Linked DNA regions of Homo sapiens: region 1 is linked to region 2. The links are chromatin contacts, found by Hi-C in ENCODE. All regions are on one chromosome and are shown on one strand. Each heading gives the region's core, a stretch centred on a gene start or an enhancer-like site at or near the end of the contact. The rest is flanking DNA. Distances are from core to core; before and after follow the strand shown. Region 1 has its middle 120 kb from the start of MACORIS. Region 2 overlaps ZEB1 (zinc finger E-box binding homeobox 1).

The links. A loop is a pair of places that touch in the nucleus more often than their neighbours do. Pooled maps may share reads with other maps.
Region 1: a loop to region 2 is called in a map of heart right ventricle, with 2.5 times the contacts of the local background. The contact joins two enhancer-like sites. A Hi-C loop is called at or near these places in 6 of 168 maps with a recorded cell type or tissue (heart left ventricle, heart right ventricle, posterior vena cava and 2 more) and 1 of 50 pooled maps.

The regions. Positions count from the first base shown.
Region 1 is chr10:31,581,359-31,586,112 of GRCh38, reverse strand. No RefSeq gene overlaps it. Among named protein-coding and RNA genes, the nearest start is that of MACORIS, 120 kb to the left of the region's middle. RefSeq lists an enhancer at 1,182-1,682. Within about 2 kb of position 3,157, at least 8 of the 41 ENCODE cell types and tissues checked have a DNase peak (open chromatin) inside an H3K27ac peak, as active enhancers do.
Region 2 is chr10:31,524,537-31,528,932 of GRCh38, reverse strand. ZEB1 (zinc finger E-box binding homeobox 1) reads right to left here. Exons shown (of 9, transcript NM_001174096.2): 9 at 1-2,261. The coding sequence ends at 1,669. Among named protein-coding and RNA genes, the nearest start is that of MACORIS, 180 kb to the left of the region's middle. Within about 2 kb of position 1,981, at least 2 of the 41 ENCODE cell types and tissues checked have a DNase peak (open chromatin) inside an H3K27ac peak, as active enhancers do.

The sequences.
Region 1 (4,754 bases), core at 1,908-4,407, 56 kb before region 2:
TGCTATAGTGATTTTTTACATTTCAAAATGCTTACAACATCAAGCAATATGAAGATATATAAGGAAAAATCTTACGGCCTGTGAGGGAACTAATAATACAGCTCAAGGTGTATTCTTTGCCTTTCTTTAGAGTCATTCAAAAATACACAAACTTGGCTAGGTGCGGTGGCTCGCGCCTGTAATCCCAACACTTTGGGAGGCTGAGATGGGCGGATCACCTGAGGTCGGTAGTTCGAGACCAGCCTGACCAACATGGAGAAACCCCGTCTCTACTAAAAATACAAAAAAATAGCTGGGCCTGGTGGCACATGCCTGTAATCCCAGCTACTCAGGAGGCTGAGGCAGGAGAATCACTTGAACCTGGGAGGCAGAGGTTGCGGTGAGCTGAGATTGCACTATTGCACTCCAGCCTGGATGGCAAGAATGAAACTGTCAAAAAAAAAAAAAAAAAACCCACAAACTTTTCTGCTCCCTCCAATCTTAAATTCCTTTTTTTACAGAAATGAAATCATTCTATACACCCTGCACCAGGCATGGTGGTGCACACCTGCAATTCAGCCACTCATCCAAAAGCTGTTGGAGGTTTTGCTTGTTTCTAATACCTAATGAACCTGTTTATTGGTAACTAATTGGCTTTAACCTGTTCTTTTTAATAACTACATAATATCTCACAGTACAGCATAGATTTTATAATATTTTCATTTACCATTCCCTAATTGAATATATGAGGTATCCCCTTTTTTGTCACTGTAAAAAACGTTGCCATAAACAACCTAGTACACATAGCCTTAGCTATTTATTTCGGCAGGACACTAAACCAAAAGTTATGTACAGTTTCAGTAGCAGACGCCACGTGGTAACTTTCTGAAAAGAGTGTCACCAGACATAATGTGAATGACTATGGCCATTTGGCAGCAATCCTTTGCTGTTGGAAGGAAGGAGAGAAAGGTGAAGGAGGGGTGCAAGGAAGACGTCAAGATTTCCAGGAACACTTTTCTTGGTTTAGCAGCCCAGAAAGTGCTTTATCCTCTGCTTCAGAGAGGGAAACAATGACGGCATCTTTCTCTTCGCTGCCTAAGCAGCAGATAAAATCACAGTGCCTGTTTCATGGGCCAGGCCTGCCCTAGGGGAAGGCTGGAATGAAGATTAATTGCGGTGAAGAGAATGGACATGAACTCAACTCATCACAGCCCAGCAAGGGGCCAGGATTTGGGGAGGCAGCACCTGGCCACAGCCCCATGAGCAGAAGGAACAGCGCCTCCCACCCTGACTCACAGAACCTTTCATCCATGCCTAAATGCACAGCTCCCCATTGTTCAGGCAGGGAAACCGAGGCTCAGGTTGCTGCAGGCCTCTCCCAAGTTCACTGGGGAACGTTGGGGCAGAGTCTGGAGCCTCGGACCCCCATTCCCAATGCCATCGCTGGCGGTCTTGCAACTGGCCGGCATCAGCGGGCTTTTTAGCTTGGGTTGGCCTCTGCTTTTTCCAGTTTGCAGCCTGGGGAAGGTGACAGGGTGGTCACACAGGCTTGTCGTGTGTGGCTGTGCACAGGTGGGGGCAGGGATAGAGCAGAGTGGCCTCACAGGGGTGAGGTCTGCAGGAGCAGGAGGCCACAGCTGGGGGTGTGGCGGCAGGAAGTCAGGGAGGCTCCATCCTGCTCCTCCTCTTCCTCCTCGGTCTTCTCAGCTTGTTGGGCATGCCCAGCAGACGGGCAGCTTCTGGTGATAAAGATTAAGCACCTCCCAGCTGGTCAAGGCAGGGAGGGAGTGGGCATTTCCTGACCGTGTTATTCCCGCCCCCCGCCCCAGCCTTATCTCTGCTTTGATTAGGGGTGGAGAACTGAAACCCTCCAGCCAATGAATGACGGCAGGTTTGAGCAATGAGCTTGGAACTGACTGGCTCCCCATCCTGGCTTCCCCTCCACTGCTGGGCGTGTTCTGTTGCTCCTTCACATCAACACAGGGCTCATCCCCACCTGTGGGATGCGGGAGCTGTGTGGGAAGGTCGGGGGCGGGGGGCTTGTTCCCCGACTCTCCCAGCAAGCAAAGGAGAGGACACTGGGGCAGGCTGGCTAGTTCTTTGCATGGCGTCGTGTTTTGATGTTGGGGTATTGGCGTGGGGTGGAATATTCCACTGCCCAGGTTTCCACCTCCTGGAAGGATGCACCGCCACTACCCATCCCCCACAAACCCTCTCTTCCCACCACATGCATACGATTGCATCTGGGGCAGTAAGCTGACCATTGCCCAAGCAATTTTACCGACAGCGAACAGAGAAAATAACCCACACAGTTGGAGAGAGAAGGGCATTTTCTTACAGCTCTAAAGATTCTGGGCATCTCGTGTCTTTCAGTGAAATAACTGCTGTCGTTGTCCACAGACAAATCAGTTATTAACTCGGAATAACTCCAATTTAGGAAGCTGCCTTCCTCACTTGGATCTGTTGGCTCTGTCACTATGGTGACTGGGAAGGTTCTCAGCTTTTTGCAGCCCGGGTGTGGAGGTGAGCGCAACCCACCCTGCAGAGCCAGGACAGGGAGCGAGCGAGCCCCAGCACAGGCCCTGCATCTCACCTTTTTATCAGCAAGTGGCTCTTCCTGCGAGGGGACACCTCATTCCTATCCACCTCCCCCTTGTTACTCAGGAGCTTATATTTAGCTGCTGTTTTGCTCACATTTGGGGAAATGCTGACTTCATGCTCTTCAGGGTGGAGACAGAGGCCAAAAGCTGTTGGATGTTTTGCCCGGCAACTCAGAAAGCTGTTGCATCCCAGGATATTTCTGAATTTAGAAAAGGAAACAAAATCCTCCAGGATAGCCCTGGACTGTTCTAGGGCAAGAGCAGCAGCTAGCTTGTCCTTTTGGATAATCAGATTATGAGCCCCCTGAGGGGCAGCGACTGTGTTCACTTAGTTACTGAATCCCCAGCACCTATGCAGGGCGTGGCTCAGAGACAGTGCTAGATAAATTTTACTGGGCAAATGCAGAGAGACCCTGGGCTCACAGAGAGGCCATGGGCCAGGAATGACTGCACCCAGGAACCCACTGCCTTTTGTGGTAGGGGACCCAAAGGTGACTGCAGCTCAGGCAGGAGGACCTGAGTGGCATTGCCTCAGCCCCTGGGGCAGTGGCTGCATGTTTGTCCCATGGCTTCTCAGGGCTGAGTCATGCTGTACAAGGAAGCTATAGGTTATACCAGGTGACAGGAGCAGGGAAGGCTGCACCCAGGGAAGGCCAGTGTACTCTGGGGCAGTGGGTGGGAGCCCTGAACCCTAGATGCTCTCTGGGGCTCTTTATTTCTGTCCTGCCTGCTCTGCTCCAGCAATTTAAATCCACCAGCCCTAGCAATAGTTGCCAAGATAAACAAACAGTAGAGGAAGCCTGGATCGCAGCTCCCTCCCTTTTGGGGGTGGCCCTGAGGGAGATGTTGGGCTCCACAGAATGCTCTCTCAGGGATGAGTGGAGATGAGGGGTGCCCATGGTGAACTCTTGGGATTGCTGCACGCCAAGGAGATGGGCACAGCCATTTGTTATCTGTAATTAAATTGAGCTAATTTCATTCCGGGGCACACAGCTGGCGAATGAGGGTGCTCAAAAAATGTGATTATCTTATGCCATTTTGTGTAAATGTCATCGTGGTGCAGCTGGAACGGGAATGGACGGGCATTTTTGAGATGTTCCTGGTCCCCTAACTAGGTTGTGTTCTCTTCCTTCAGCATTAAAGTCAATCTCACGTCAAGCCTCTAAGAGCTGATGTAGATGAAATACTGCATTTATGTAATCATTCCACGGACAGACGGGAAAGAGCTTTTTCCAGATAAATCTAAGAACTGAGTGAGGGAGGCAGACAGATGAGGGTCCCTGGCAGTCGCCACTCACAAACCAGCAACAGCCATTCATCTTTCTGGGCTTACCCCAGAGGGGAAATGACTTGAGAGAAACGAAGAAAAAAAACCCAGGCAGCCTAGTTCCCCTTTTAGTCACTGTCCTCCAGTGGCTCTGTGAAAGTAGACAGCCCTCAGGGTCAGGGCTGGAAAAAGAGTCAGAGAACAACAACAACAAAAACGCCCACACAATTATTTTCAAGAGGTGGGTTTGAGACATACACCAAACTTAGGAAGCTCTCTGTGAAAGGTCAAAATCTGACACACTCAGTCAACTCTTTCAAAGACTTACAAGGGGAGAGGCACATACCAATAAAAAGAGGCCAGCAAGGTGACTCGCAACTATAATCCCAGCACTTTCGGAGGCCAAGGCGGGAAGATCATTTGAGACCAGGAGTTTGAGATCTGCCTGAACAATATAAGACCCCGTCTCTACAAAAAATAAAATTAGCCAGGCGTGGTGGTGCATGCCTGTAGTCCCAGCTATTTGGGAGGCTGGGGTGAGAAGATTGCTTAAGGTCAGAAGTTTGAGGTTGCAGTGAGCTATGATTGAACTACTGCACTGCAATCCGGGCAGCATAGTGAGACCTCATTCCTACAAAAATATTTTTTGGCTGAGCGCGGTGGCTCACGCCTGTAATCCCAGCACTTTGGGAGGCCGAGGCGGGCGGATCACCTGAGGTAGGGAGTTTGAGACCAGCCTTACCAACATGGAGAAACCCTGTCTCTACTAAAAATACAAAAAATTAGCTGGGCATGGTGGTGCATGCCTGTAATCCCAGCTACTCAGGAGGCTGAGGCAGGAGAATTGCTTGAACCCGGGAGGCAGAGGTTGCGGTGAGCTGAGATCGCACCATTGCACTCCTGCCTGG
Region 2 (4,396 bases), core at 732-3,231:
TGAATTTCAAAATTTAAGTTTTATATTAAAAACTGGGTAAAGGTAAAATGACTTGATTGTAGTTGTAAAACTAATACATTCCCATTTAAGTTCTGTTCTACAGTCCAAGGCAAGTATAAATGTTAACATAACACTGTTAAATCAAATCTCAATGCAGGAGAACCAATTGCATCTCTACTTTAAATCTTATCAACTTTCCAAATTTTCATACTAAAATATATTATTGTATTAATACAAACTACAGTATTATACACTACACTGTGTAATAAATAAAGAAATATAAAAATAAGACACATAAATATAAAAGTTTTCTAAAACTAAAAGTACATATGTCAGTAAGAAGGGTATTAATACTGCCAGGTTTGAAGACATACAGTACAAAAATGTTGCACAGATCTATAAACTAAAAGAAATAAAATAATACTGATAGGTAAAAATCAGCTAATGTTGTTAATAAATTGGGTCCATAATAACTAACATTTGGAAACAGTTATGAGCCAAATAACAATAGCATGTCCATGTCTGAAATGCAAGTACATGGATAAAGCAGATTAGAAAATTTCCCTTTCGTTTCTGTAGAGAAATTCTGAAAATCAATCAACATAAAATCAATACCGAGGAATTGAAGGATGAAATGTCCCAGTGTTTCAGTTTCTCTGACAGAGTCAGTGGTTTTAAGTTTTATTTGGGAATTTTGATACAAGAGACAAATCAACAAATGCTAGTTATTGTAGGCCACACATTGGATGAAGGCGGGTTAGAGCCTTGAAAATACTGAGAAATGGCACTTACAGCACACAGGTCTTGCTTAAGGCCAAAGGAGATACAAAGCTTCATGTCATATCCTTCATATGTTACCACATATTCAAACACAATCACAAACACTGATTCTGATGATTTTGCTGTCCTTATCAGATTAACATTGTTAGTCCCTGCAATCAGAACTCAATGGCAATCTTTTGAACTCCATTTTAAACCACGTGAGTAAGAAACTTCAGTTCTTCTATCAGCTGCTTTCTTAAGGCTAACAATACACTTTAAATGATAATACGCTCTACTAAGACATCTAAATATTAGAAATTACTACCTTCTAGACTGAATTTATAAAAGGTAGTTAGCACGGGTTGGAACTACATTATACTTCTCTGTGAAGGGAATTTTGTAGTGCAGAAGTTCTCACATTTTAAAAAACATAATAAAATACTGAAGCGGATTTAGCATATGTTTACCAATAAAAAATTATAAAATTTCTCCCAATTGTACAGCTTAAGAATAAACCAACATAAGAGTGATAATACTGATAAGATAAAACAATGCCAGATGCATATCTAATTAATCAGCTTCCTTTAACCTCTTGTATTGTTGCTCTCTGAGTCATTAAGGTTTTCTAATCTGCTGCATGTTACAAACTTGTTCCTAACTTTGAAAACTGCATGAAAAATTACTAGGTCTGAGGTTCAGGCACACCCGGATTTATTTTGTGTGTGTGTGTGTGTGTGTGTGTGTGTGTGTGTGTGTGTTTTGTATTTTGTATTTTTTTAGTTTTTACTTTACACAGTAGTGAACAGGAATCACAGCATACAGGTTACTGTGTTTCCATGAAAAGCAAGGATAATATTGAACGAAATTCATTATCAATTAGAATTTATTTTCCTTCTAGAAAAACGATTAGGCTTCATTTGTCTTTTCTTCAGACACTTGCTCACTACTCTCGCCTACTTTTTGTCCTAAGCTGCTTGCTTGACTTTCAGCCCTGTCATCCTTCATCAGACCTTCAGTTTTTGCTTCTTCTCCCTCATTCTCTGCCTCTTCTACCTCTTCTTCTTCCACTTCTTCCTCCTCCTCCTCCTCTTCCTCATCCCCTTGTGGTTTTTCACATTCTTTTTCTTCCTGCAATTCTTCCATCTCTTTATCCTCCTCCTCTTCCTCTTTTTCACTGTCTTCATCCTCTTCCCTTGTCAAACTCTCTCTCTCGTCCGAGTCGCCCTGTGAGGGAGACGCCCTGGCACCCACGTGCTCATTCGAGAGGATTTCAGGCCCTGCCTCTTCCTGCTCTGTGCTGTCACGTTCTTCCGCTTCTCTCTTACAGTAGGAGTAGCGATGATTCATGTGTTGAGAATAAGACCCAGAGTGTGAGAAGCGCTTTCCACATTTGTCACATTGATAGGGCTTTTCTCCAGAATGTAATCGCATGTGTTCAATCAAATGATGTTTGTGTTTAAATGCCTTTTTACAGATTCCACACTCATGAGGTCTTTTACCTGCAAAATAAGAATTCTGTTAAATAAAATGGTGGTATTCAGCAAATAAAATCCTTATACGGTTTTTGGGGTACTTCATGTTGTAGAAAGGGGAGGGTTATTAGTTTCATTTTTAAAACATTTCCAGGTCCCAAACTCTTTGTAATATAATATTGCAATTTGGTTTGTTCTTTACATTAAAAAACGTAGTGCTCTACACTCTGCTGTGCAGATGATTAGGTCAATGGGAGCTACATGACATTGAAATGCCAAAAATACAAGCATCATGACAGCGAGGTGGAAAATGGGCCAAGTGCAGCTGGGAGGAGATGTCTGGTAGTGAACGAGCACAGTGAGGGCAGACAGGGACAGACTTGCTGCTCACCTTGTGTTCATTATCACTACAAGGTCCCTTTTTAGTCATTTTGTTTTCCTAGTCACAAGCTCTGCTCCCAGTGAAATTTTAATGTTTACTATACACTTTTTATATACGATAAAACTCATAAATATACAGTATATATACTGAGCTTCTTTAGAAAACCACAGCCATTGTAGTATCTCAGACTTTTTTGCCCCCTAAGAAACAAGTTTTGGCCCGTGAGGGCAATATTGCCCCTCCTGAGAACGCATGGGCTACAGGAGTGTTGCTGCCCAGACATGAAAAGGACTGGCAACAACTGATCATAGTCAGGATCGATAATGTCCAATTTCAGAGCTATCAAGCAGTTAACACTAACAAATGCAGAAATGATTTTTAATTTTAGAAATAGTGTAGTTTTTCATATATATTTTTCACTTTGATATTTGCTAATATTTAACTTTGCCTGAAGAGGAAGGGGATTTTCTAACTCTTCTTAGATCTCTGAAAACCAGAGGACTGAGTTACAAGGGGCTGATTTTGAGAGGTGTGACTTTCTCTTATGTAACCAGTTTTTAGCTCCAAGAACCTTCCAAGTGTCACTGTATGAATCCACAGATTGAAGAAGGAAAAACAATTCTATCTTTTCTCACAAGAGTAAAAAATACACTGAAACAGTTAAGAATATGAAAGATAAATATGGATACTGTAGTCATAATGGCTGGTAGTGGGGGCAGGGAAGAGCAGGTAGGGGATTAAAGAGCTCAGGATAAACCCAGCCCCTTCTACAGCAACCCATGTTAGAGAGAGACACAGGAGTGTGCTGGAGCCAGTTTGTACTGGCTGGAGAGAGTCTACTGCTAAATTTTCAGGAATTCTGCAAGCTGACATCACATTCAAGCTCGAAATCCACCATGATGGGAGTATTTATGCCACAAAAAGCTGCAAACACTACAAATCAGGGCTTCCCCACCCTTCAGAGAACCAGGTGTTAAAATTTATCAGTACTTCACTGATGGAAGGAATGAAATAGGCCAGGAGTTGGCAACTATTTTCTGTAAAGGGTAGTGAGTATTAAAGGCTTTGCAGGCCAAATGGTCTCTGTAGTAGCTTCTCAATCCTGCCATTGTAGAACAGCATGAAAGCTGACATAGACAAAATGTAAATGAATAGGCGATGCTGTCTTCCAACTAATTTTATTTACGGATGCTGATATTTGACTTTCACATAATTTTCATCAGTCATAAATATTCTTTTCATCTTTTCCAATCATTTAAAAATGTAAAAACAAAATCAAAAACTACCATTCTTACCTCATAGAAAAACATGCGTATGCTCACATTTGGCCTGTGAGCTATAGTTTGCCATCCCTGAGTCAACCTAAGGAGGCATATTTTGTGGCAGAATTACAGGATCTCAGAATTACAGGATCTTAGAATCTTCTAGTCCAACCTCTTAGGCAGAACTTCTTACTTAAAACAAAAGATCTTGACTTGCCAGGACAGCTTGCCGCATGCTTATGAAGCAGCTTTTTCTTTTATGAAGCCAGATCCTGTCTCCCTATGACTTTAGCCCACTGGTCTCATATTTTTTATTAATGGGTACTATGTACTATGTTTTTATTAATATAGCATAAGCTTGCATTAAATGAATGCGGACAGAATAAATGCTGTGTCAGCTTAAAGGAAATAAGTCATGAAAAAAACAAAAAAACAGATGAAGCAAAAAACCAAAAGAAAGGCACAGACCTTAAGTACTAGGTAGAAGTGGGCAAACAGGTGAAAATGGCCAGATCAGA